2 separate regions of the Homo sapiens genome follow, and region 1 is linked to region 2. The links are chromatin contacts, found by Hi-C or POLR2A ChIA-PET in ENCODE. All regions are on one chromosome and are shown on one strand. The core of a region is the stretch at or near the end of the contact, and the rest is flanking DNA. Distances in the headings are between cores, read along the strand shown.

Region 1 (2,700 bases), core at 5-2,504, 470 kb after region 2:
GCCTCGGCCTCCCAAAGTGGCATGAGCCACCGTACCCGTCCACAATCTAACTTTATAACTGCTCACAGGAAATACCCACTCAGTTACCCTGTTGTGTGATTTCATGAGATGCTCTCTTGTTGCTTGTCTTCTGGTTTCTTAGTTGAGAAGCTTTCAATTCCTCCTTCTTTCATTTCCATCATCAACTTAATTTCACATTCTCTCTATTGTTGGCCCTGAAGACCAGACGCACATTACCCGAAAGCTGGGTGGCTGGGCAGACTCCTATTTGGTCTCCCTGTCTCTAACCCCTTCAAATCCTTCCTATCAAATCCCATGTTGGGCACATAGGTGGTGTCCCATTTATGTAATTAAATACTGTGTAGGCTGCATCAGTCAATTCTGCCTACAAGGTTGATGAGTAATAGGTAAGAGCCCCACTGAGAAATAGAAATGCCATCTTCCACACATTTCCATAGCCCACTGGGTTGCTCACTATTCAATTTTTATTATCACATCACCACCACGAGAAGGTAGGTCGGAGAGCAATCATTTCATTCTATAGATGATGCAACTAAGGTCCCGAGGTTAAGTGAGGCCTTAAGGTGCTGGCAGAAAGATCACACCCAGCGCACTGCTCTTACCATTGGAATCAGGGCTGTCGGTCCGCTCCAATTGTCTGGTTTCCTGAACTTATTTTCAAGTTCGCCATTGAGAGAAACCTCCGAATGACTAATTCTTAAATTTAAGGGTGCATAATAATCACCTATGGCTCACCGCTGCATTTCCGATTCAGCAGGCTGGGGTGGGTAGCGAAGTCTGTATTTCAAATGAGCCCCTCAACCCAGGTGACGCAGGCGGTGTGGGGACCGCATCCGGAGGGCGACCTGGAGCCGACTGACTTCACAAAGGCCTCCTGCCGCAAACCTTCAGCGGCCACCAAAGCCCCGGCTGCCGGCGGCGGACCACCTCTGCTGCCGCGCGCCTACCGGAGCCGCTTGGCCCTAGTGCTTTCCAGCGGATTTCCCCTCAGGTGCGGAGCCGGGTGCCGGGGTCCCACAGCCAACCACTACCGGTTCCTCTTTCGTCAGCCACCGGCGCCGGCAGGACCCGCGAATCCCGATCTCCAGGAGCCTGTAAGGAGGCCGCCCATTGGCTCAGCCGCACTGCTGGGCAGGTACTTCCAAAGCTTTGAGGATTGGCTGATGCTCTGGGCGCCGGGGCTAGTTGGCGGGTAGGATCACGTGCGAGGGGCAGGCCCCGTCTAGGCCCCGCCTCCTTGCTGCTGCTGCCGCCGCCAATCCTGGTCCGGTTGCCCGAGTTCCCGGAGGTCTCTCGCGGGACCTCTCTCACCGCCACCGGTGGGTCCGTTCGGCCTGCGTTGTATTGGAAGGGAAGAGGGGTTTGAGGTCAATTCTGTTTCCTGGGGTTTTCACGAATTTCGGGGCCCACAGTAGGCTTGCCAACTTTAACTTTTGCCTAACACTTTACGAGAAATCCTATTTAGCCTTGGCCACTGTTGCATCAAAGAATTTCACATCCAACAAAGTGCAGCCTAAGAATAAAGAACAGGTCTTTAAACCGCATACCTTTAATTAAGGTGTTCTTATTTTTTCTGATTTGGCTGGAAACAGGCAGAGACCACCCCAGATAACCAGTTCTCAGCCTTGCGTGGGACACCACGAGTCCCACGTGTTTACGTGTTTAAGGCACTGGCAAGCAGGGGAATTTGGTTTCTGGGAATGTGCTGTCTTTGTGAAAACTGTGAAAAGTCTTCCCTGCTACATTGAAATAATCATAAAATAATAATAGCTAATGTTGAACACTTACTATGTATCAGACACATGCTAAGCATTCAATATTTCTCATCCAGTTTCTGAATGAAACCTTCGCAAACCACATAATGTACTGGTACTATTAGCTACGAATTACATATAAGAACACCCGAAAGTTGTTGTCATTTGCCCAAGGTCACCCAGCTAATAAATATTGAAGAGATTCGAATCTAGCCTGAACTCTTACAGTAAGACCGTTCGTGAGATGAATTTATATGTGCTATTTTTCCAGTCTCTTTATCCAACAGCTCTGACAGAGGATAGTATCTACCTTTTTTTTTTTTTTTTGAGACGGAGTCTCGCTGTTCTGCCCAGGCCGGACTGCAGTGGCGCGATCTCGGCTCACTGCAAGCTCCGCCTCCCGGGTTCACGCCATTCTCCTGCCTCAGCCTCCCAAGTAGCTGGGACTACAGGCGCCCGCCACCGCGCCCGGCTAATTTTTTGTATTTTTAGTAGAGACGGGGTTTCACCGTGTTAGCCAGGATGGTCTCGATCTCTTGACCTCGTGATCCGCCCGCCTCAGCCTCCCAAATCGCTGGGATTACAGGCGTGAGCCACCGCGCCCGGCCTGTATCTGCCTTTTTGACCACACCATTATTCGTGGGATTTAACAGGAGTTAATGAGTTAATAATGTTCCTTTTCCAAACTCAGTGGTTTTGATTTTACAAATTATTTGACTTTTCCTGATTTCAGGATCTTGACAATTTGCCTTTACTTATTCAAATGTTATTATACCAAATATTTATTTAAAAAGTTTTTTTTTTCTTTGATTCCTCAAGTTGTAGAGAGAAATAGGGATAGGGAAGCAGAATCAAGTAGTTAAAAAGATAGCCTCATTTGACCCTGATTTCCCAATTGGGAATATGAAATTTTTCCTGAATATAA
Region 2 (2,700 bases), core at 35-2,534:
CTTTCAGGCCCCCTCCAGCTCATCAATGAGTCCTTTCAGGGTTCCCTCTCCCCAACTGAGTTATCACTTCCTGTCCAGCACACTGCACCCATTGATGGGGTATCAGCAAACCCCACCAGATTACACTGGAATTAAGGAGACTGGACATGAATTGAGGAGGGAAGAGGAAGAAGGCTGGAGAGTAGGGAGTGGCTTTCAATCCCATATTCAATGGGATATTCAATCCCACATTGTTGGATTAAGAAAGGATTTGTAATACAGGAAGCTAGGTCACCCTTGGCTTGTCTCATAGGTAGGGCAATGAGGACAATGAGATAGAATTAGGTATTGGGGGCAAGCACACGGTACCCAAGATGACCTCTCCAAGATGACTGACAACCAAAGGCCTGCCAAGAAAGGAGTGGACCCTGGCTGTGAGGGTAGAAGTGAGTGTCTCTTTGTGTTTTTATTGGCCTAAACCAGGCTCACAACCCCGAGAGGAATCTAGAACATCTTGGCTCTACCTGAAAGGGCTGCTGCTCAACTCACACTGATTCTCCCTTCTCTAGTACTTGCCTGTGATCCGCAGAGGTGGGCTCCCTAGTGGCCATGTCTGTGCTAAAAGACCCTCAACTCCCAGCCATACTGATTGGTCCAGAGAGGGCATCTGACCCAAGCCAGACCAATCAAAATCGTCCCTGGGATTTTTCAACTTGGAACTGGGAGTCAATTTCCCCTCTGTTGGGAGCCAAAAGATATAAAATTCTAGAGCTGCTGACAGCCATATTCCTCAGGGTGTGAGGTAACAGAAGCTGAGGGCAGTGCCAGAGGGAAGCAGAGACAAGACAGAGGGAGAGCAGATCCTGGTTTCAGGCATTCCTGAAGCCTCTGCCTCACTGCCCTTCTCACCATGTGGTCGGCTGCACAAGCTTCCCTGGTCCCTCCTTCCAATCACATCTCCTTTGTGTCTAAGCCAGTGCAATTGTAAAACTATCACTTGCAACCCAAAGAGGCCTGACTAACTTAGCTGGCATCAAGGGGGGTGTCTGCAGGGGTAGCTGTGGGACCCATACTACCATTCCCTTGTGAACATGCCTTTGTGTCTTAGAGACACACACCTACCACGTACATGTACAAACTGGGTGGCAAGTGCCTCATTCGGTCAGACAGACACCGTGGTATGTATGCCTAGTTTGTGCCTGTAGTTGAAAAAATTGCTTATTTTCTGTTTCGGTCTTCCCTGAGTGTTTGCTTTTCTTTGCCTGCAATGATGCAGTGGCTTCTGTCTCACCCTGGATGTTTATAGACACACGTCTGGTCAGGCACACAGCACCTCCCACCATCCTCCCGCCTCTTCACCACAGTTTCCTACCCTGCAGGCAAGGGAGGGTGACAAAGCGTTACTGTTAAGACCATCAGAGGAGGCCAACAAAGTCCTGAGTGTCTGCCTGCAGTATGCAAGATTGAGACGAGCCCAGCTCCACCTTCCAGCTTCCCTCCTCTGTCCCTCTGCTCCCACCTGGACTCTGACCCTGACAGCTCTCTTGGGGGCTCCCTGGATAAGCGAGGGTATGAGAGAGGCCAGCCCACCAGAGAGACTTGGGCCACTGTCCGAGCTCTGACAAACTCACCTGCAGGTCAAAGAACTTGCTGTACCTCCGGTAGATAGTCTGGGAGGTGGAGTCAGACCAGGTCACATTGATTATGTATACCTGTGGGAAAAAGGTAAGAGCAGGTGAGCAAGGCTGGATTTCAAGCTGTCTGTGCCAGGCATCATGTAACATGACTGCAGGTGTTCCATATGGCAGGACCACTCTTTTACTCATCTCATCTGTCCCTAGGGGCTAGCACAGTATCAGCTACCATGTAGATGCTACAATATATGTCTAAATACACACACACACACACACACACACATACCCCTAGAGGGATATTTCATCAAATGCCAACAATGATTATCTTAGGAAAGTAGGATCAGAATGAGTGGTTTTAATTTCCTTCTTTTTATTTGTATATATTTCATACAATAAACATAAAATTGAGGTCACTACATTTTTGTTTGTTTGTTTTTGAGACAGAGTCTCATTCTGTTGTCCAGGCTAGAGTGCAGTGGTGTGATCTCGGTTTACCGCAACCTCTGCCTCCCTGGTTCAAGCAATTCTCCTGGCTCAGCCTCCCGAGTAGCTGGGAATACAGGTGCCTGCCACCATGCCTGGCTAATTTTGGTATTTTTAGTAGAGACGGGGTTTCGCCATGTTGGCCAGGCTGGTCTCGAACTCCTGACCTCAGATGATCCACCTGCCTTGGCCTTCCAAAGTGCTGGGATTACAGGCATGAGCCACCACGCCTGGCCTTTTTAGATAGCTAATTTCCACTGGTTCACAAACTTTAGAGTGAATGAGACTCTATAAGAGGCCCTCCGAAATTGCAGGTGGACCCCGCTCTCTGAAATTCTGCAGACCTGGGTTTTGAGGGCTCGGATGTTTACACTTTTAACAAACCCCAGCTTGTTTTGCTACTGTGGATCCTCAGAACTCACTCTGAAATGCCTTTCAGGAGACCAGAAGTGCTCAGAGATGTGTGATTCATCTCAGCATCCCTGTCTTTGCTCAGTGCCTGGCACAGAGCAGGTGCTCAGAAAACACTTTGCTATGTTGAACAAACACACTGGTCTTCTGGATGAGAAACGGATTTGAAGAAGAGGCGTTAGCACGTGGGAGA

Evidence for each region. Hi-C counts contacts between places; a loop is a spot of excess contacts on that map. ChIA-PET counts read pairs that join two places held with the same protein, here RNA polymerase II (POLR2A).
Region 1: a map of natural killer cell shows a loop between it and region 2 (3-fold over the local background). The contact joins the promoter of GSTO2 here to the enhancer-like site in region 2. A Hi-C loop is called at or near these places in 1 of 168 maps with a recorded cell type or tissue (natural killer cell). POLR2A ChIA-PET finds 5 or more read pairs at or near these places in 1 of 52 experiments (activated CD4-positive, alpha-beta memory T cell).

Annotation. Positions count from the first base shown.
Region 1 is chr10:104,267,930-104,270,629 of GRCh38, forward strand. It overlaps GSTO2 (glutathione S-transferase omega 2), which reads left to right and starts at 1,255. Exons shown (of 7, transcript NM_183239.2): 1 at 1,255-1,340. It overlaps MIR4482 (microRNA 4482), which reads right to left and starts at 476; the gene lies at 407-476. It overlaps LOC124902497 (a long non-coding RNA gene), which reads right to left and starts at 988. Exons shown (of 2, transcript XR_007062284.1): 1 at 624-988. RefSeq lists enhancers at 505-564, 575-744, 795-1,134.
Region 2 is chr10:103,799,672-103,802,371 of GRCh38, forward strand. It overlaps SH3PXD2A (SH3 and PX domains 2A), which reads right to left. Exons shown (of 15, transcript NM_001394015.1): 2 at 1,611-1,691. Among named protein-coding and RNA genes, the nearest start is that of SH3PXD2A-AS1, 54 kb to the left of the region's middle. RefSeq lists an enhancer at 600-1,101 and a silencer at 1,331-1,410. Within about 2 kb of position 1,285, at least 4 of the 41 ENCODE cell types and tissues checked have a DNase peak (open chromatin) inside an H3K27ac peak, as active enhancers do; they include natural killer cell, where a contact is called at or near this core.